Regions from separate parts of the Homo sapiens genome. Here all the other regions are linked to region 1. The links are chromatin loops, found by intact Hi-C in ENCODE. Cell type or tissue: mammary epithelial cell. All regions are shown on one strand. Links, peaks and the distances in the headings refer to the core of each region. The heading gives the core; the rest is flanking DNA.

What was found. Hi-C counts contacts between places; a loop is a spot of excess contacts. Peaks named below come from ENCODE experiments on the same cell type or tissue, not always from the same donor. Only the 100,000 strongest peaks of a DNase experiment are listed, where the experiment ranks them.
Region 2: it touches region 1 in a loop (14-fold over the local background); 102 of 110 quality-filtered maps call a loop at or near these places.
Region 3: a loop joins it to region 1, with 20 times the contacts of the local background. A loop is called at or near these places in 17 of 110 quality-filtered maps.
Region 4: a loop joins it to region 1, with 10 times the contacts of the local background. A loop is called at or near these places in 17 of 110 quality-filtered maps.

Annotation. Positions count from the first base shown.
Region 1 is chr6:53,489,967-53,495,385 of GRCh38, forward strand. The region is part of intron 3 of GCLC-AS1 (GCLC antisense RNA 1); the gene reads left to right. Among named protein-coding and RNA genes, the nearest start is that of GCLC, 52 kb to the right of the region's middle. In mammary epithelial cell, for the core only: CTCF peaks have their summits at 3,140 (motif pointing right) and 3,649 (motif pointing left); a DNase peak (open chromatin) is centred at 3,445; H3K4me3 peaks cover 228 bases; H3K27ac peaks cover 728 bases.
Region 2 is chr6:53,722,723-53,728,141 of GRCh38, forward strand. LOC124901334 (a long non-coding RNA gene) reads left to right here and starts at 4,049. Exons shown (of 3, transcript XR_007059620.1): 1 at 4,049-4,233. RefSeq lists a silencer at 33-218. In mammary epithelial cell, for the core only: a CTCF peak has its summit at 3,294 (motif pointing left); no DNase peak of the experiment used is centred there.
Region 3 is chr6:53,953,704-53,959,122 of GRCh38, forward strand. All of the region lies in intron 1 of LOC101927189 (a long non-coding RNA gene), which reads left to right. Among named protein-coding and RNA genes, the nearest start is that of MLIP-IT1, 42 kb to the right of the region's middle. In mammary epithelial cell, for the core only: a CTCF peak has its summit at 2,574 (motif pointing left); a DNase peak (open chromatin) is centred at 2,558.
Region 4 is chr6:53,676,277-53,681,695 of GRCh38, forward strand. No RefSeq gene overlaps it. Among named protein-coding and RNA genes, the nearest start is that of KLHL31, 13 kb to the left of the region's middle. In mammary epithelial cell, for the core only: a CTCF peak has its summit at 3,323 (motif pointing left); no DNase peak of the experiment used is centred there; H3K27ac peaks cover 543 bases.

The DNA of each region.
Region 1 (5,419 bases), core at 151-5,150:
CAACCTACAGAATGGGAGAAAATTTTTGCAACCTACTCACTTGACAAAGGGCTAATATCCAGAATCTACAATGAACTCAAACAAATTTACAAGAAAAAAAACAAACAACCCCATCAAAAAGTGGGCGAAGGATATGAACAGATACTTCTCAAAAGAAGACATTTATGCAGCCAAAAAACACATGAAAAAATGCTCATCATCACTGGCCATTAGAGAAATGCAAATCAAAACCGCAATGAGATACCATCTCACACCAGTTAGAATGGCAGTCATTAAAAAGTCAGGAAACAACAGGTGCTGGAGAGGATGTGGAGAAATAGGAAGACTTTTACACTGTTGGTGGGACTGTAAACTAGTTCAACCATGTGGAAGTCAGTGTGGCGATTCCTCAGGGATCTAGAAGTAGAAATACCATTTGACCCAGCCATCCCATTACTGGGTATACACCCAAAGGATTATAAACCGTGCTGCTATAAAGACACATGCACATGTATGTTTATTGCAGCACTATTCACAATAGCAAACACTTGGAATCAACCCAAATGTCCAACAATGATAGACTGGATTAAGAAAATGTGGCACATATACACCATGGAATACTATGCAGCCATAAAAAATGATGAGTTCATGTCCTTTGTAGGGACATGGATGAAGCTGGAAATCATCATTCTCAGCAAACTATCCCAAGGACAAAAAACCAAACACCGCATGTTCTCACTTATAGGTGGGAATTGAACAATGAGAACACATGGACACAGGAAGGGGAATATCACACACTGGGGCCTGTTGTGGGGTGAGGGGACGGGGGAGGGATAGCATTAGGAGATATACCTAATGCTAAATGACGAGGTAATGGGTGCAACACACCAACATGGCACATGTATACATATGTAACAAACCTGCACGTTGTGCACATGTACCCTAAAACTTAAAGTATAATAATAATAAAATTAAAAAAAAATGTGGTAGTAAAATATATGACAACAGTAGCGCAGAGAATGGGAGGTGGTGGGTGAACGTGTACTCCTCTATGGTGTTTCCTTGTATATGAACTGATTTAGTGTTAGTCTATGCTTAATTGTAGTAAGTTAGAGATGAATATTATAATCATTTAAAAATATGCAAAGAGATACCTTATTTATTTATTTATTTATTATACTTTAAGTTCTGGAATACATGTGCAGAACGTGCAGGTTTGTTACATAGGTATACACGTGCCATGGTGGTTTGCTGCACCCATCAACCCATCACCTACATTAGGTATTTCTCCTAATGCTATCCCTCCCCTAGCCCACCCACCCCCTGACAGGCCCCAGTGTGTGATGTTCCCCTCCCTGTGTCCATGTATTCTCACTGTTCAACTCCCATTTATGAGTGAGAACATGTGGTGTTTCGTTTTCTGTTCTTGTGTTAGTTTGCTGAGAATGGTGGTTTCCAGCTTCATCCATGTCCCTGCAAAGGACATGAACTCATCCTTTTTTATGGCTGCATAGTATTCCATGGTGTATATGTGCCACATTTTCTTTATCCAGTCTACCACTGATGGGCATTTGGGTTGGTTCCAAGTCTTTGCTATTGTGAATAGTGCTGCAATAAACATACGTGTGCATGAGTCTTTATAGTAGAATGATTTACGATCCTTTGGGTATATATCTAGTAATGGGATCACTGCGTCAAATGGTATTTCTGGTTCTAGATCCTTGAGGAATCACCACACTGTGTTCCACAATGGTTGAACTAATTTGCACTCCCACCAACAGTGTAAAAGCATTCCTATTTCTCCACATCCTCTCCAGCATCTGTTGTTTCCTGACTTTTTAATGATCACCATTTTAACTGGTGTGAGATGCTATCTCATTTTGGTTTTGACTTGCATTTCTGTATTGACCAGTAATGATGAGCTTTTTCCCCATGTTTTTTGGCCCCATAAATGTCTTCTTTTGAGAAGTGTCTCTTCATATCCTTTGCACAGTTTTTGATGGGGTTGTTTGGAGAAATCATTTTTAAATACAAGATATTATTAATAGAGGACATAAAATAGGATACCAAAAGATGACAGGAAAAGTGCATTAAAGGAAAGAGAACATTAGAAACAAATAGGAAACTAACAAGATGGTAGACTTAAACTCAACCATATCAATTATTACAGTAAATGTTAATGAACTAAGCACTTCCATTAAAAAGGATAAAAAAAGAAAGACCCAACTAGAAGCTGTTTAAAGGGAAACACTTTAATTCTAAAATCATAGCTAGTTTGCAAGTAAAAAGATAGAAAATATTTATTATGTAAGCACTAATTGTAAGAAAGTTGACATGGAGTATTAATATCAGACAAAGTAAAGTTCAAAACAAGAGTATTCCTAGAGATTAAAAAGGGATACTTTATTATGATAGAAGGATCAATTCATCAAGAAGACATACAATTCCTAAGTGTGAAGATACCTAACAGAGCTTCATAGTGTATGAGGCAAAAACTGACAAAACTATAGAGAAACAGACAAATCCACAATCAAATTTTGGGATTTTAACATTCCACTCTCAGTAATTGAAAAAAAAGTAGGCAAAGAAAAGCAGCAAGGATACAGATGATTTGAAGAACATTATCAAAAATTCAACTACTAAAGAAAACTACACACTATACACACCAATTATATATTATTCTGAAGTGTACATGGAATATTCATCAAGAAAGACTGTACCCTGGGCTATTAAAAGGTCAAACATTCAACACATTGAAATAACAGAATATTCTATGATCAAAATGAAACTATACTAGACATCAATAATAAAAAAGACATCTAGAAAATTCCCAAAGGTTTTGAAATGAAGCCACATTCTACTAAGTAACCCATGGCCAAAGAAGAAATCACAAGGGATAGTAGAAAACACGTACGAAGAACAACAATGAAAGTACAATATAACCGAACGACCAAGATGCAGCTAAAACAGTAATAAATGTGAAATCCACAGTTTTAGCTACTTATTTTGGAGCACAAGCATATTTCTATTTTAAAATGAGAATGGAAAAATATATTTCGATGTGGAATTTCGTTTTATAGCAAATGCGCTCTGAATGTCTCTGTGAATTGAGGAATATTTGTACACCAAATGAAATAAAAAGGCACCTACTGAAAAGATCGCTAGAGGGCACTATTATCAAACTTCCAGAGGAAACAGTTTTTAGTGTGGATAACTTAAGAAATGTTGTTAGCTCTAAAACTGACTCAAGATGGCATTGAGATTTTATTCCTCTGTTTTATAGATGAGACAATTGAGGTCCAAAGAAAGGAAATGACTTGCTTAATATCATACAAACACTAGTTGTAGAGTCAGAACTAGAACCCCAGTCTCCTGACTCATTAGAGAATCACATCATGATTCTGCACAAACTCAGACAGACCCAGACTTTCCTATACACTTGTGGCAAATGAGAGGCTCTTTTCCACTGGGGTTGCCCAGCTACTGTAATGCATGCCTGGCGTTGCTGGAGCTGCTGGATAGGGCTGGGCACTGGGGGAGTGTGCTCTATGGAGAAAGCCTGCCTGAGAGTGAAACCGTTATAGTGGAAGGTGTAAGCCAGGAATCGGGAGACGGGACTTGAGAGCATTTGAGCCAATAACCTGTGCCTGAAGCTAGTGCCACCTCTTGGACGTTTCTGTGATATTAGCTGGTAGGTTTTCTTTTTTTCTAAAGCTGGTGGGTGTGGGGGTTTTCTGTCACTTGCATCCAAAATTTCTGAATATGCCAAGCGTCTCTACTTTGCAGAAAGACCAATAGTATTCAAAACACATGGCTTTATTTTGGACAAAGCCAAAAAAGGTTCTGGGAAACTCACCAGGACTGTTTGAGAGGTGATAAAAACATATGAAGAGCTTCTCATGTTTCATTTTCTAGAAATTTTAGATCCTAAGTCATCAGTATGATTGTTTTTCTCTGCTGACTTCATTGCATTCTTGGAAGGCTAAATTATTTCAAAGGAGACTATTAAGAAAATGTGTGTTATATACTGGTAGAAAGTAGATGCAGGTTGTGTCGTCTTTAATATAATAGTGTTGTCACACTCTCCAGGGGCAGAGTAGGGAGCAAACATGGCTTGCCTGAACAGTTTATGTCCTTTGCTTTTATGTACATTGCCTTATTTCCACCACATAGCAAATCGGCGAAGTGTTCTCATGTCTATTTCACAGATGATATATAGACAAAGTCTAAAGTCACCCAGCTAGTATGTATAAATATTAAGATTGGAACTCAGTTCTATACTTTTGCTTTTATGCTAGAAGTACTTGTATCCTGTCCCAACACAATGCTGATAAACTTCCTAGGAACTTCAGAATGAATCACTTTTGATTGAGATGTTGGCTTTTAAACTGCTTTCATTTGCCATGATGAAAGTGTAATGTATTAAAAGGGCATAAAAATGCAGTTTTTCAACACATTCGCCACGCTATGATACAGTTTGGCTGTGTCTTCACCCAAATCTCATCTTGAATTGTAGCTCCCATAATTCCCACGTATTGTGGGTGGGACCTGGTGGGAGATAATTGAATCATGGGGGGCGGTTTCCCCCATACTGTTCTCATGTTAGTAAGTCTCACGAGATCTAATGATTTTATAAGGGGTTTCCCCTTTGGCTTGATTCTCATTCTCTTCGCCTGCTGCCATGAATGACGTGCCTTTTGCCTTCTGCCATGATTGTGAAGTCTCCCCAGCTGCGTGGAACTGTGAGTCCATTAAACCCCTTTTTCTTTATAAATTACCCAGTCTCAGGTATGTCTTTATCAGCAGTGTGAAAACGGACTAATACACTAGTTTTTGCTCAGAAAAGTTTCTTTTCTCCTTCCTCCTTTCTGAACCAGTTTAACCCACATTTTGCTTCTGTTTGAGGCATAACAAACCCAAAATGTGTAAACTGCCCTCATCTTAAGTGTACAGCCAGTCATTTTTAAACATCTTGATATCCATGAATCGTCACCCAGATTGAGATATAAAACATGTCTAGCAACCTAGAAGTTTGTCTCTTTGGTACTTGTTCATTTCCATCCAGAGGTAACAGGCTGGAGTCCAGTGGCATGATCACAGCTCACTGCAGCCTCGATTTCCTGGGCTCAAGTGATCCTCCCACCTCAGTCTCCTGAGTAGCTAGGACTGCAGGTGCACACCACCACATCCAGCTAATTTTGTTTTGTAAACATGGGGGTCTCATTATGTTGCCCAGGCTGCACCCAGCTCACGGTTCTCTTTAATGCATCTTCCATACTTAGATTTGTAATGTTTCATTTTATAGAATATTGAGAATGAAAAGGGGCTTGCTTTAGGGATTATCTAGCTTATCTCAGCCTCTGCTTACCAGGAAAGCACAATAGTGAGGAATATATGTTTCCCAGCCAAGGTTGCCCACCAAGGCCTCTTCACTTACAGT
Region 2 (5,419 bases), core at 271-5,270, 230 kb after region 1:
AAAAAAAATCTTTTAAAATAGACAGTTCACAGTGACAAGGGAATAAGGTCTTCAAAGGCAGTCCATGCATGACTACGGACATGGCACAGATGCAGAGAGGACATGGCATCAAGGCCGTGGATGGGTTAAAGGGCATCTTTCCATGCACTGGGACCTGGAACTCTGATTTCAAGAGCTACATGGGATGCAGGGCCACATGGGAGGCAGGGACCTTGCAAGGTGATATTCAGTTCAGAAAGCCCCATTTAAGCTACGATTTCAAAGGGCTGCCCCACAAAGACTGAAAGTAAAAAACTTTGCTGGTCTTGACCTTTCCTCTAAGTAAAATGGAAAACAACAACAAACGAACAAACAAAACCCACCTCTCCTAAGAACGCATAGTAAGAACAAGCTCCTGGCGGCTGGGTGTGGTGGCTCACGCCTGTAATCCCAGCACTTTGGGAGGCTGAGGTGGGCCAGTCACCTGAGGTCAGGAGTTTGAGACCAGCCTGGCCAACATGGTGAAATCCCGTCTCTATAAAAAATTACAAAAATAAGCCAGGTGTGATAGTGCATGCCTGTAATCCCAGCTACTTGGGAAGCTGAGGCAGGAGAATTGCTTGAACCCGGGAGGCGGAGGTTGCAGTGATCCAAGATTGTGCTCCAGCCTGGGAGATAGAGTGAGACTCTGTATCAAAAACAAACAAACAAACAAACACCAAAAAACTTCTGTGCAGGTTTGGGGCTCCAACTCACACTGCTTGCATGGTCTCTCCAAATCCCAAGCCAAGAAGGTAAAGTAGTAGTACCAGGCTGGTAGCATTCTTCTCCCTTATGCTCCTGGCCAAAGCAAACATAAATTCTTTCTGGGTAAACCAACAACAACCCAGACATACAGCATTCCTGCAGATAATGCTCCAATAACTATGAACTCACAGAATCAAATAATTTTTTTTTGTAAAAAAAGGAAACAAAGTCCAATAAGCAGGAGTTAGCTAAGAAAACCTGCAGAGGAATCACATTTACAAAGATTTCAGATGTTAACGTTAGTGTTTGCAGAATATAAATGATTTAGAAGTTTGAGGAAGAAATTAGGAAATCAGAATTACATACCAGGAAGAGACTGTTAACTGACTAGGTAGATTTCAAAAGAAACAATTGTACGCTCACCCCTCCCACTGCCCTCACACAAAACAAATGAAAACAACATTCAATGGATGGACTGAACAACAGATTAGGTGCAGGCAGAGAGTATTGGTGTACTGAGAATTATCTGAAGAAATTACACAGACTATAGTACGAAGACACAAAATAAATGGGAAATATCACAGACAAGCTAAAAAAAAAAAAAAAAAAAGAGGAGATTTAATATTAAAGTTCCAGAAGGACAGAAAAGAGAATGGGGAGAAGATACTAGCTAAGAATTTTCCGAAAGTGATATGATATGTGATGTGGTGTGCTGTTCCATAGATCCAGGACGCCTGAAGGGCCCCACGCAAAAAATAAAAAAATAAAACTACAAAAAAAACTCTCACCAAAGTACATCATAATCAAATTTCATATTATCAAAGATAAAAAGAAGCTCTTAAAAGCAGCCAGAGAAAAGACATATTTACAAAGAACTGCATTTAGACAGAGTTCAACTTTATTTTATTACCATGATTGCTCTGAGGAACTGATTCCTACATGCCAGCCATTAGCCCTCGTTTCTTTGAATGCTGCCCAGATGGGCCTGCAGTATTGCCAGGTGGACCTCTGCACAAGTAGTAGCAGTTACATTCATGTCTTATTTCAGGTAAGTGGGATTATGTCCATTTTGATGTCTCCCCTGGAAGTCTGACCTGAAAGGATTGTATCAACCAATCCTCTTATCCTCTGGGAAAAGGAGACAAAGGACAAAGGACAGGAAAGGAAGGGGAGGGGAGGGGAGGGGAAGGGGAGGGGAGGGGAAGGGGAGAGAAGGGAGAGGAGGGGAGGGTGTGGTCACCTGGGGCTGGCTGCAACCTAAGATCACTGTCCTTCTTACAAGTTGGACTTCTCTCCACGGACTCTCTCTTCAGCAACCCCATGAGTACTCCCTCCCCTCCCTCAGATTCAGGTGTAGTGACAGCTTGCTGTTAAAGCTCTGAGCTACTTTCTGCACCATCTCATGAGGGTCCCTTGCACTCTGCCCATGCATTAGTAAATAAACCATCCCAGAATGATCCTACCTTGGGCATGCCATCTGCTTCCTGTTAGGAACCTGACTGAATAACTTTCCAGCTTCTTCAGGACTCTGGAAACTCTTTGAGAGCTAGAATCCACTTTTCTTGCTTTTGATTCTCTCTGCATTTAGGGGAGAAATATTCCAGAAAGACTGATAGAAATACCAGCATTATGAAATAGAAATATAAAACACGTGCTCACCAAAAGCCTTCCTTAAACTCACTCTGTTTCCATCAAAATGAAACGATGGAGGTTGAGTACTGTCTATCACTCTTGGAGATGCTGTCTGTGTGGTCCACGTGTAGTTGGTTTCTTGGGCTAGTTCTCATGTGAAGCAAATCCCTGTCCCTAAGTGTCTCTTATCGTTTGCTGCACAAAATTAGGGAAAGCATGGAAAGTTTTTGGAAGTGTTTCATGAGACTTAGGAAGGCCACTGTAGCCCCTGATTAGCTCATTTTATATCCCTGAAGTGAACATGTGCCATGTCTGTACTGAGATAAATCACCGTTTCAAATAATCTCAAAATTCCCTTCTCTCGTTACCTCTGAAGCAGCCTATTTCCATGTTCACTGCAGAAAAGTCTCATTACTCAGCCGGGCGCGGTGGCTCACGCCTGTAATCCCAACACTTTAGGAGGCCGAGGTAGGCGGATCACTTGAGGTCAAGAGTTCAAGACCAGCCTGGCCAACATGGTGAAATCCCGTTTCTACTAAAAATACAAAAATTAAATTAGCCGGGCGAGGTGACGCGGGCCTATAGTCCCAGCTACACGGGAGGCTGAGGCAGGAGAATCGAGAATCGCTTGGACCCGGGAAGTGGAGGTTGCAGTGAGCCGAGATCGCGCCACTGCCCTCCAGCCTGGGAGACAGAGAGATACTCTGTCAAAAAAAAAAAAAAAAAGTCTCATTACTCAAAGTTATTAAAGCAATTGTTACCTTTGGTGCCTACCCTTTTCCTGGTCATATTTCAAAGCAACCTTCCTTGCTAGATAATTTATTCTATGCTTGTTTTATGAATGGCTTCCCTGTGACTCCTCCAGCTGCTGAAATCCTGCGCTCCCCAAATGGTGCGCTTGAGTAGCTGCTCTGCCCTGCGCTGCCCTCTAGCGGCACAAGTGTGTCAGAGCAGCGGCTCCCCTGCCTTCCCGCAGCAAGGGGCTGCCAGTATTGAATTCTCCAGCCCTCACCATTTCTCGGCCTCCAGTTTCCTGTTTCTTGCTAGAGTTCTCCCTCGCTGCAGCCTCTTGACCAGAAGAGGATCAACTTGAATGGTCAGCGGCTTTCCTGAACCCTAGTTTGAGTCAAAGTGCCCCCGAAATACAGAAAATCTTGCTGTACACCCTACACCACTTTGGAGCAACTCGTTCGGAATGCAGCCCTTTTGACGTTAACCTCCCATTCAGCACCCTTGGCAAGCTGAAAAAAAGATGTGGCTGGGCCAGATTCACCACCCTTATCCCCACCTCCTCTTACATCTTTCTCCACCCTCCCATCACACTCTCTCCTGACGGAGAGGAGCTATTTGGAAAGACAAAGTAACATGACAAAATTAAGTAATATGTCAGCATAATAATTGGAGGTGAGTGGTACCAGCAGTAAGGGTTGTCAGTCGTGTGGATGCTTTTTTTTTTTTTTTTTTGACGGAGTCTCGCTCTGTCGCCCAGGCTGGAGTGCAGTGGCGCTGGATCTTGCCTCACTGCAACCTCTGCCTCCCGGGTTCAAGCAATTCTCCTGCCTCAGCCTCCCGAGTAGCTGAGACTACAGGCATGCACCACCATGCCCAGCTAATTTTTGTATTTACTTTAGTAGAGACGGGGTTTCACCATGTTGACCAGGCTGGTCTCGAACTCCTGGCCTCAGGTGATCTGCCCGCCTCGTCCTCCCAAAGTGCTGGGATTACAGGCGTGAGCCACCGTGCCTGGCCCTTGTAGGTGCTCTAAGATGAAGAATTCCAAACTGCTAACCGTCAGCACACGTCGTTCATAAGAAAGCACAGCAGAGGATGCCATCCAGAGTCCAGGATGAAGCCAAGAGGGAGCCTCTGGAGCCGGTAAATCTGTCTCTGTTATTCAGTGATGAGGCTGGGACTCTCAAGGAAGGGCAGAAAGGCACCCAGAGGATTCTGAAGAGAGAGACCAAAGGGAGGGGCTTTCCAATGCCTATCTGAGGGGGACCCTTTACAAATTACAAAGTGACTAATGAAAAAGGTAAAAATGAACATTTTGCAACATTATCTACCCTCTGCATACTCATTTCTATTTTCATATTGTTTTCTTTGTGATAACGTATTTTACCTGCGAACTATCTCAGGTGTTGAAGTGCAAGTTAAAAAATTACATAAGTTGGGGCGCGGTGGCTCACGCCTGTAATCTCAGCACTTTGCGAGGCCAAAGCTGGTGGATCACTTGAGGTCAGGAGTTCAAGATCAGCCTGGACAACACGGTGAAACTCCGTCTCTACTAAAAATGCAAAAGTTAGCCTTGGTGGCGCAGGCCTGCAAGCCCAGCTACTCAGGAGGTTGAGGTGGGAGAATCGCTTGAACCCAGGAGGCAGAGGTTGCAGTGAGCCAAGATCACCCCACCACACTCCAGCCTGAGCGACAGAGCAAGACTCCATCTCAAAACAAACAAACAAACAAAACTGAGGTGTAGATTGTAATCTCAGAAAAAAAGTCACATAATATTAAAGTAGAAGGTTCAATTATTTCCTGGTGCTAAAAGAAAATGATATTGCCCGCGTCCCTAGCTGTCATCTTATGTTTCCCCTGTGAAATATCACCAGTGTATAACTCAGTAGGCCTCAACCCTGACTGCACTGTAAAATAACCTAGAGAGTTTTCAAACATTGAATCAGAACAGGGAGGTAGAGAGAGAGCTGGACATCTGAAAGTTCCCTGATTGATGTGAACGTGTAGCATGGCTTGAGAACCACATTAGCGTTCATCATTCCAGGTGCATTTGGTGGTGTGTCAGAGGAATGGGGACATTCCAACAAGATTGCTGTGAGGAGACCACCCTCACATAGCAGCCATCAGCCCTCATCATTCCTAGAGGACTACCCAGTCTGGTTCGTGGCATTCCCGGGTGTAACTCTGCTTACACAATAGGAATGATATTCAGATGGGCTCATTTCAGGTCAACGTGGTTATGCTGTTTTCTTCCTAAGTTGTTTTTACCCCAAATCTTCTGAAAACTAGAAGTTTATGGTTAAAAAACAACAGGTTTTAGTACTAGCTA
Region 3 (5,419 bases), core at 133-5,132, 460 kb after region 1:
GGACAGGAAGCATGGCATGCCAGAAGAGTACATCTCTGTATCTCTTTAGTTGGAGTCCACCCAGGATTCTATGGTCCTAATTAATATAGTGTTATAAGCCTGGATACCTGGGGAGTCAAGTCTACCTATTTTGGTAGATAGGCCTTGTCTGTTTGTGATGGCGCTTTTGATCTGTCAACCTGGTCAGGCTACAGGCCAGTTATACAAACATAATCCAGGTACTGCTGTGAAAGAATTCGGCCTATGGAATTACAGCTCTTAAGTCAGTTGACTTCAAGTAAGGAAGATTATTCTGGATTATCTGGGTAGGCCTGATTGAATTGTTAGAAGGCCTTAAATGCAGGACTGAGGTTTCCCCAGGAGAGAGAAGAAATTCCACCTGTGGATGAGAGCTGTGGCTTGTTCCTGTGAAGTCTCATTGTGCTCATGACGACTTTCTGCATGCATTTGGGACTTGTTTAACCAGCCCCTGCAATCATGTATGCCAATTCCTTGCAATAAATTTCTGTGTCTCTCGCTGTTTCTCTTTGTCCCTGTCTGCCTCTCTGTTTCTGTATTTCTCTCTGTATGTATGTGTGTATACATACACACACACATATATATTCATATATATATATATATATTTCTTCCTCTGCTTCTCTGTTTGAACCTTGACTTAAGCATTCTTCTCTCTTTCATATATATTACAAAATCAACTTGTCAGGTTGATTTTGTAATTTATACATGTTTGGGTTTCAATGTATATTACATTAAATCTATATGATAATTTGGATGGAATTGATATCTTCACAGAATTGAATCTTTCTATCCATGTTTTTCCACTTAGGTCTTTTTAATACCTTTCCATAGAGTTATAATTTTCTGCAAAAGCTTTATTTTTGTAGCTGTTACAAGTGTCAATTTCTAAACCTTGTTCTTATAAAAGACATACATAAAAATTGCATGGCTTAATGAATTATTATAAACACGCATATAATCACTGCTCAGGTTAAGAAACAGAACATTGCCTGAAGCTTGCTGAGTGCCTCTGCCTGTTCACAACCCACTTCCTCTACCTGAAACACAATCATTATTCGGACCTTAGAAAACTGCCTCACTTCCTTTTCTCCCTCTTGTCCTTCCACAATTTTGTCACTTCTGTAAGAATTTCTAAATAATATGATTTAGCACTTTATAGAAATGGAATCAGGCAGCAGTGTGAGTCCATATTATTATTTAAACTTTACTCTTTCTCATTAAATACGTGTTTATCATTATGAAATGACCCTCATTGCCTCTTAAAGTCTTTTTTTTACTTTAATGTCTACTTTGTGTGATATTAATAGAGCACACTAAGATTTTCCCCATCCTTTTATGTTTTGCCTTTCTGAATCCCTATTCCTGGTGACCACTGTGGTTTGCCACATCTTAAAAATATTTTTGCAGAGAACCCTTTACTATGTTATTGCCCTCTGAGCTACAAGACATTATATATTTGGTACAGATTTTCTAGTTTTTTTAAGAGGATGGCGAGTGCAAATTAAATTCATCTGATTTGCTTTTATTAGAAGCAGAGTCCCCAGTTGTATCTTCTTTTAAATTGCTTTTTATTTGTGGATGGCTTTATAAAATAAGTTTTTGTGCATTGATCCTACACCCTGCAGACTTGCTAAACTCGTTAATTTTTAGCTTTTTATATATAAATTCTTTCAAATTTCCATGTAGATAATCATATTATTAGCAAATGATGAGAGATTTCATTCTTTTTGATCCTTACACCTTATATTTCTTTTCCTTGTCTTGCACTGGCAAGTATCTCCAATACAATAAATATAAAATAGCAATTAGGCTTTGGTTTCTGATTTTAAAGGGAATCCATTTAATGTTTTGCACTAAGCAAAATATTTGCATGTTTTTTAAAATTGGTATGCTTTATCAGATCAAGCAAATTCCTTTTTATTCCTAGTTTGCTAAGAGATTTTTTAAAAACATCATAAAGTGTTATTGAGTTTTATTAGAGCTTATTCTGAATCTATTAAGATGATCATACGGTTTCTCTGAATCTGTTATTGTGGTGAGTTACATTCTTAGGTTTTTCTAATGTTGAACCAATTTTGCACCTTGAATAAATTCTACCTGATTATGTGCATTATCACTTTTATACATTTATTGATTTGGTTTATTTAGAGCTTTTGCATCTACGTTCTTAAATGGCCTGGAATTTAACTTTTGTATAATGTCCATGTCTGATTTGACAGCATGTTTACACAAACCTCATTAAATGAGTTGGGGAGTGTCTCCTGTTGTTCTTTCTTTGAAAGAACTAGTATAAGCTTGGAATTATGTGTTCCTTGAATACTCAGGAGAGCTCACTTGTAAGCCCTCTGGGTTCTGTGTTCTCTGTGGGAAGACTGTAACTACTGATTTAATTTATAGGCTGGATCTACCATCATTAAAGATTCTCACCATGGGAATGCCTGCTGTACCAGCAGAGCCCAGGCTGTGTGACAGCTGGGAAGTCCCTATTACCTTGCTGTCCTCCTGTCCCTTTCCAACTTTCCTGGAGGCAAAATCCACAGGGGCTGCAGCTCCCCCCAGTGGCTACAGAAGAGCAGCTCTGAAGGAGAGCTTGTTAGCGGTGGGCAGCTGCAGCCTGGGGAACCACATAGGCTCTGGGCACTTGCCTGCACCGTCCAAAGGCTGCCATCTTCTCCATCTTTGAGTAGGCTTGCTCGAGTCAGGAGGAAATAAGGACCGAGAGGGACAAGTGAGAACCAAGAAAGGAGGGCTAGTGAGAGTGTAATGGTTCTGTAGGCTCCCCATTGTACGGCTCACTGACATTTAGTTGCTAGATAGGGGATAGCCCAGGGAGGGGGCAGTGGTGGCAGCCATGTGGTGGGTGCCTGGTCAGAGGGCGGGCTCAGTTTGGCAGCTCTTTACCAGCCAGTAAGGACAGAGATCTCAACATTTTAATGTCTGTTGTAGCTGTTCTACTGTGCACCAGCTCTGAACACTGGATTTAGATTTCTGGATTGACATTATTTTCTTTCAGCTCTTTGAAGATATTATATCACAGGCATCTGGCTTCATTATTCTGTGAGAATTTAGCTATTAATCAAACTGTAAATTCTTTGTAGATAATTTATCTTTTCTCTCCAACAGCTTTTGGTGTCTTTTTCCTCTTCTAGTGTCTTACAGTTTCATGATAACATATCTAAGTGTCATTTCTCTGTATTCAGCCTGCTTGGCTTCCTGATGGGAGGACTGGACTCTTGCATCAGTATTAGGAAGTTGTCAGGTGCTGTCTTTTGATTGTTGCCCTCCTCATTCTCTCAATTACCTCCTTCTGAATTGCCTATTGTGCCTTCTCACTTTTTCCTCATATCTTTCCATCACTTCATTTCTCTCTGATGACTTCTAGATAAATTCTTCAGATCTAACTCTCACTTTTTTGATTTTCTATGATAATTCCAGCATTTGAAGTGTTTGTGAGTCTACTCTTGGGATATATCACTTTGCTGATTCTCACTCAAGTGACTTGTTTCCTTTGTGTTTTCTGGTTTTTAATTGTAAGGTCTGAATTTTTTTTTCTTTAAACCTTTATCTGTGAGAGATATTTGAGGTTCTGAATTTGAAGTACTTGGGTCAGGGATCTCTTTAAGCTAAATTTTCATATTGGGGGTTTGCAGTAACCATGAAAGTAGTGTGAATTCCAGACCCAAACCCAGTTTGTTATGATATTGTAGTTACTAATTTTGCAGAAAAGATAGCCCCACTCCTGCCAGTTTACCAGAGACAAGGCAAAAATAACCAAGTGAATATTACTACTTGCTTTCTCTATGAGGGATGGAGGTTAGAGAGGCTCTATTTTACTCACTGTAGATGTCAGCCTTGAGAATCTCAGCGTTGAAAGTCATGGTTCTCTTACCCAGTCTCCTATGTGTCCTTCTTGACTTGGGCCCAGACATTCTCCAGGCTCTGGTGCTTGGCCAATTAATTTTCTCCAGGTTTTTCTGTAAGCTCTGTAAGGTAAGGTTTCACTTCATGTCTAGCAGTCATATTGCCGGGAGTGAGTGTACACTGTACTTGAAAAGAAACCCATTTTACAATTAGGAAACTGAGGCACAGAGAGATTAAGTAACTTGCCCAGGATCATAGAACTAGTAAGTGGTCAAGTTGGGACTGAGATCTAGGCAGCTGACTCTGCTGACCAAGTACTTAAACCAAACACAGGCTGCCCTATGGTAATTCTTCATTCTTCTTAATCTACCTCCACAAATGTTCTGTTGGGCTTTTTTTTTTTTTGATGAAGTCTCGCCCTGTCACCAGGCTGGAGTGCGGTGGCACGATCTCAGCTCACTGCAATCTCTGCCTCCCAGGTTCAAGCAATTCCCCTGCCTCAGCCTCCTGAGTAGCTGGGACTACAGTCACGCACCACCATGCCTGGTTAATTTTTTGTATTTTAGTAGAGACAGAGTTTCACCATGTTTGCCAGGATGGTCTTGATCTCCTGACCTCATGATCCTCCCGCCTTGGCCTCCCAAAGTGCTTGTTCTGTTGGGCTTTCTAAACATTTTTTTCCTAGGCATTACATTTTTTTTTGGAAGTAACTCCAGGAAGCTCACTATTTTGCAAACACTCTGGATGTATTACCCTGGTTTAAGGTACCTCATAAGAAACGGGAAAGGAGTAAAGCTGGGAAGGTGGGAAATGGAGTTCTGTTGATTCATTTGAAAAGGCATTAATACTGTGAGAAGGTGACCAGGAAACAGCCTCTCCAAGCACCTTGAGAAGTTTTCTGAATGAATGTAGATAGCTAATGGGAATCTCAATGGAAACAGAGGGACAGTCCCTGATGCTTTATACAGGTCACCTCTCTCTCTAACAACTCTTGGGGCTTCAATGCTCGCTCCTGGTGAACAACTCTTGGGGCTAGATGCTCATAGTTCTGTAGGGTGGGAAGTCCAAGATCAAGGCATGAGATCAAGATCAGACTAAAAAACAAGAGAGCTCTCTGAGGCCTATTTTTTAAAGGCAATGGTTCCATTCATGAAGGCCCCACTTTCATGACCTAATCAGCAACCCAAAATCCTACCTCCTAATACCATCACGTTAGTGACTCAGATTTCAACATAGGAATTTCGGAGGGCACATTTGGTCTGTAGCATGAGTATATGGTGTCTATTGTATACGTCTTTCAACATTTTAATATGTTTGAACATTTTCACAATTAAATATAGACGAGAAGGGGAAAAAAGTAGCCTGGGGTCGATCCCTACCTCATTGCAGGTTCCTTTCAAGTGACTTCTCACTTTTGTCAGCAAATATACTTAATATAGTACTCTGTACACACAGCTGCTCATGAAACAGAAAACTAACATCTAAATTATCATCTAAAAGTATATGGTGCTCCCCATCCCCATCTGCCACATATGATTCA
Region 4 (5,419 bases), core at 264-5,263, 190 kb after region 1:
GTTCAACCATTGTGGAAGACAGTGTGGCAATTCCTCAAGGATCTAGAACTAGAAATACCATTTGACCTAGCAATCCCATTACTGGGTATATACCCAAAGGATTATAAATCATTCTAATATAAAGACACATGCACATGTATGTTTATTGTGGCACTATTCACAATAGTAAAAACTTGGAGCCCAAATGTCCATCAGTGATAGACTGGATAAAGAAAATGTGGCACATATACACCATGGAATACTGTGAAGTCATAAAAAAGGATGAGTTCATGTCCTTTGCAGGGACATGGATGAAGCTGGAAGCCATCATTCTCAGCAAACTCTCACAAGAACAGAAAACCTAACACTGCATGTTCTCACTCATAAGTAGGAGTTGAACAATGAAAACACATGGACACAGGGAGAGGAACATCACACACCGGGGCCTGTCGGGTTGAGGGGCTAGTGGAGGGACAGTATTAGGAGAAATGCCCAATGTAGGTGACGGGTTGATGGGTGCAGCAAACCACCACGGCATGTGTATACCTATGTAACAAAACTGCACGTTCTGCACAGAACTTAAAGTATACGAAAAAAAAATAAAAAAAAGTTTAGTGTTAGCCTATATGTATGTATGTATGTATGTATGTATGTTTTGAGGCCATGTCAAGAAAAATGGAATTATTAATACCATAATTCTTAATAATTATTACTGTAGTTACTAATAATTGCTGCTATCAGGTTAGGAATACAATACAACCATGGTGGAGAAAGTTTGGAAGCTAAAAAATATATTTGATGAAATTCTACCTCCATATCACAGGAATTATCAACATTTGCATTTATTTCCTGCCAATGTTTCTTTATGACCATTGTGTTTTTTAATGGTTATGAATGTATTATACTTATAATTTTATAGTGGTAAAATATCCATATCACAAATTTATCATTTTAACCATTTTTAGTATACAGTTCAATGGCATTAAGTACATACCCACTGTGCAACCATCCTCACCATCCATCCCCAGGAAGGTGGAATTTTTCATCTTCCCAAACTGAAACTGTACTCATGAAAAAACCCTCCTCATTCTCCCCTCGCCCCAGCCCCTGGCACCCACTGTTTTCTTCTTCTTTCTTTTTTTTAAATAAGTGAGTTCTTTTAAATGGATTCTTTGGGATAGAAATGTCTCTCACACGTTTCTACTGGAGATAATTCTGTTCTCAGGAGCTACACAAATGCCAATAATCATTTACGATATTTTTGGTGACCCAACTATGCTTATGTATCCAACATGGTTATAGTTTTATTCATTCACTTGGTCATTCAACAAAAACTTGTTGCATCATGTCTTGACCTGAATATCCCTAAAAGCAGAGCCAGAGACAGGTAGTTTATTTGAGAAGTGATTCCAGGGAGCAAGAGTGAGAGACCAGGGACAGAAGGAAGGAGGGAAAGACAGTACAAGGATGTATTATGAAGTTGGCCAGTATTGTAGGCGACCATGCTCCAACCGCCGGACCTCCTGAGAAGCTTTCTAAAGTGGGTCTCGTAACTGTCCACATTGGCCAAGGATGGCCCCACAAATATTAACACTGTGCAGACTGGCTTATGCATGCTTGTGTGGCCAGGGTGTTCTCACAGGGTCCCACTCCTCTGGCTGGAGAAACTCAAGGACAGGAACAGAGAGGTACATGGCCTAGACCCAGGTGAGGCACTAACAGATTGCACCTACACAAAGTGGGTGTAAGTTTGCACAGAACTGGTTGCTGAGGTGGTGGCTGGAGTGGAAGGTAGGGCTGAGAGGGTGTGAAGTGGTGCCTAGGAGATGTCCCATACACACAGGCCCTGAACCAGGCACTGATTTGGACACACTGTGATAAGCAGGAGGAGGCATGGGCCCTTCCTCATGGAACTTGCAAACACAGGTAGGTGGTGGTGAATAGGCATACAGGAGCAAGTGGCAGCTGCAGGATCATCATGTAGGAGGCTCATGACCCAGGACTGTTGTGAATGTGCCATCTGACCACATGAGAGTAGCTGCCTGGCACTGTACTAGGCAAAGGGGGGAATATAGGGGAACAGGAAAATACAGACCCTGGCCTCACGGATCTGGTAGGGAAAGCAATGATAAATAAATAATTTCCCTAAGACAATTACCCGTCATGTAACATTAGGAAGGAGAAGTCTATTCTATTCTGAGAGGCATAACAGGGATTCTGGGAAGTTGATTGAGCCAGGAAAGTTTCTTTTTAGAAATGGTATTTAATCACAGACTAAAGGATGATATGCTATTAAATAAACATTAATCGGCCAGGCACAGTGGCTCACGCCTGTAATCCCAGCACTTTGGGAGGCCAAGGTGGGCGGATCACAAGGTCAGGAGTTTGAGACCAGCCTGACAAATATGGTGAAACCCCCGTCTCTACTAAAAATACAAAAATTAGCTGGGCATGGTGGCATGTGCCTGTAATCCCAGCTACTTAGGAGGCTGAAGTGGGAGAATCACTTGAACCCAGGAGGCAGAGGTTGCAGTGAGCCAAGATCACGCCACTGCACTCCAGCCTGGGCGACAGAGCGAGATTCCATTTCAAATAAATAAACAAATAAATAAATAAACAAACAAACATTAACCAGCTATTATGGCTCAGCTGCTAGGAACACACTATATAAATTACCATCTTTTCCCCTCAAATTGCTCACAAGTCAGTCGTGGAGACAAATGAATGATGACTTCTGAATCAGAAAAAGGTAAGTAGTATTTCAGTATAATGCAAACACAGAGAATTGGCCTGGGGAAACTGGGGCAGTTTCAGTACAGGGGACAGTGCTTCTGGCTGGGTCCAGAAGGAGTTGGAGGAATTTGCCAGGTGAATGATGGGGACTCTGACAGAGTATATTTCATCCTGGGAAGTGAATCTGCAATGCATTATTGGGAGTCTTCAAGTCATCAATGAGAATTTTAAGTTTGACTTTTACTTTCAGGATAATCTTTTTAAAGTTACTTTTAAGTTTATTCATTCAACTTATCACTGGACACTGCTGTACAATTTCAGGGTTCACATTTTCAAATGCATTTATTATCACAGGATACCAAGAAACACTTTAACTATCTTTTGCCACGCAGGAATTCAGGCCCAGAATGTGGAGAGAGATTCTAATTTCTAGATTATAATACAAGTTGGAAATTCAGCGTTTCATGTGAAATGTTCTAATTTTTAAATGTTGGCAACTAATTTTTTTTCAACATTGTCCATGGTAACAAAACAAAAACACAGGTCACATGTTTGCAGCTCCTGTTCTTTGGGTTTCAGGGTCATTAACAAGGTATTGTTTTCCACCCAGTGGCCATGTAGTTTTACTGCAGTTTGAAGGGCTTCAAGGAAATTTGCTTCCTGCAGTGCTGACCTTGAAACCCCCAACATGTAAAGCCCACCAAAAAGGACAAGGGCCTAACGAGGAATTCAGCAGGAGAGAAGAGGTGGTCTGGCCACTGGGTTGAGCTTGCACCACGGGGAAGCCGGTTCTGGAGCAGCCCAGGAATGAGGGGTAAAGCCCATCAGAACACAGTCGTGGCGCTCTGCTTCGGGATACGTGGCTGAGCTTGTGGAAGGGGAACCATCTCATAGCTCAAGCAAGGGTGTCAGTGAGCAGTGGTTGAACGCAGGATGTGTTCGACTGCAGTATCATATGGCTGCCACCACAGCAGTGATTGTCATGGAGACTGGAATTTTTGGTTTTCTCTACTGGGTTGTGAAAGTGATGCTTTTTTGAGTGAGAAAATCCTTTTGATTTGGCAAATTTGGAGGTCTGGATGAGGAGAGGGCTAAAGAGGGAGAAAATGGATTGTGGCAGAGGTTGCTAGTTGCTTCTCTTTAACATCTGTTTTCCTTCTTTTCCTTAGTATTAGCATTCTCCAGTTTTCAGCCGGGCACACAGCCACCTCCAGGTGACTGTATCACTAAATGCCTTTTAAAGGGCAGAAGAAAACTAATTTTTAAAAAGTTCAACAGCATCAATAATTTCACCTATTTATATTTTAAATCAGCAATCAGTGTGAAAACTCTAAAAAGGTCTAAAGGCATTACCTTGGTAGTTCCCAAAACTAGAGCAGCAGAGCAAGAGCCAAAACCTCCTCCGGTACGAAATTTGCAAAAATAATAGTTGACAGGTAAAATGTCACCCTTTTTAAAATTCTCTGAACAAAGAAGGCTATCATTTGTCTTACATCTAATCAAAAACATTTTGTAAAATTATGATACAGAGTCTCCTCTGTAGGGAGGGTACAGGTAGGCTTGTAGAATTAGAGAGACATGGATTCCAATGAGCAAATGAGATTACTTGACAAGAGAACAGACAGAATTAATAAGACTGGCTCTTGCCGCATCCTTGGTGGTTTAGGGACATGGTTCTGATAGAGTTCAAAGCTCTTGCATGAGGCAAATTGGTAAATATTCGGCCTGACACTTCTTGCACAATCATCTTAAATTATAAAGCAGTAAAAAAAAGCTAAGACTATTCCATTCTTGTGACTTTTTGATGTTTTCCAAATTGAGTTTTAACAGAAATAATAGCAAATGTGAACATTCAAAGTCAATCTCTATACCAATAGCACCCCTCAGCCCAGCTTCCTTCTCTGTCTATTTAGACTTGTTCTGATAGATATTTCAAGGGTGATCTCAATTGTACTCATGGAAAATAGCATTTCTGGGAAAGATTTCTACAAGGCTGAATTCTTCCTGTTGACTAATTCTCCTACATATAGTATTTCCATGTATAGCAGCAACTTCATCCACAGTTGCTCAGATAATTTTAAACGCCACTTAAAGGTTTAACAGGAACACTTTTGGTCCCATCTGTGGGGGTGGGAGGGCTAGGCTCTAAGAACAGAATTAAACTCATATTTTGAAGTGTAGTATGCAAATCAGGTTGCCAAAACAACTGCTTCTGTGACTCTTAGAAGAGATTTAAGATGGAGCCAAGAGTTGAGACAAAGGCTAAAGAGATCAGAGAATGAGAATCGAGGATTCCTAAGGTGAAAGTTTTTGAAGGATTGTGGCATTTTCCCATTCTTTTGGTGAGGGAAGAAGTGTGCTTCCCCTCTTCTTAATCCAAGTGAGAAAGACTTTGGGGGAGTCACATAAGGAACTTGATCTATGTCCTCTGGAATTCAGTGGACTAGTGTCTGAACTCTGAGGATGGCTGTTCAGGTTGTACAATGCACAACTCTAGAAGGTCCCATTCACATAGACAACAATGTTTAGAAATCTGCAAACTATATTTGGAGACTCTGGGTGTCTGACTCTCCTAGAGGTAAGCTATGGTGGTTGGAGCTGCAGTTAGTTAATTGCAAAGAGGAAAACAAGGGCACTAGGAGCAAGTTGGAGTTTCACCAACAATGAGACAAGGATGTGAGAGTTTTTCAGCTTGGCCACGTGGGTC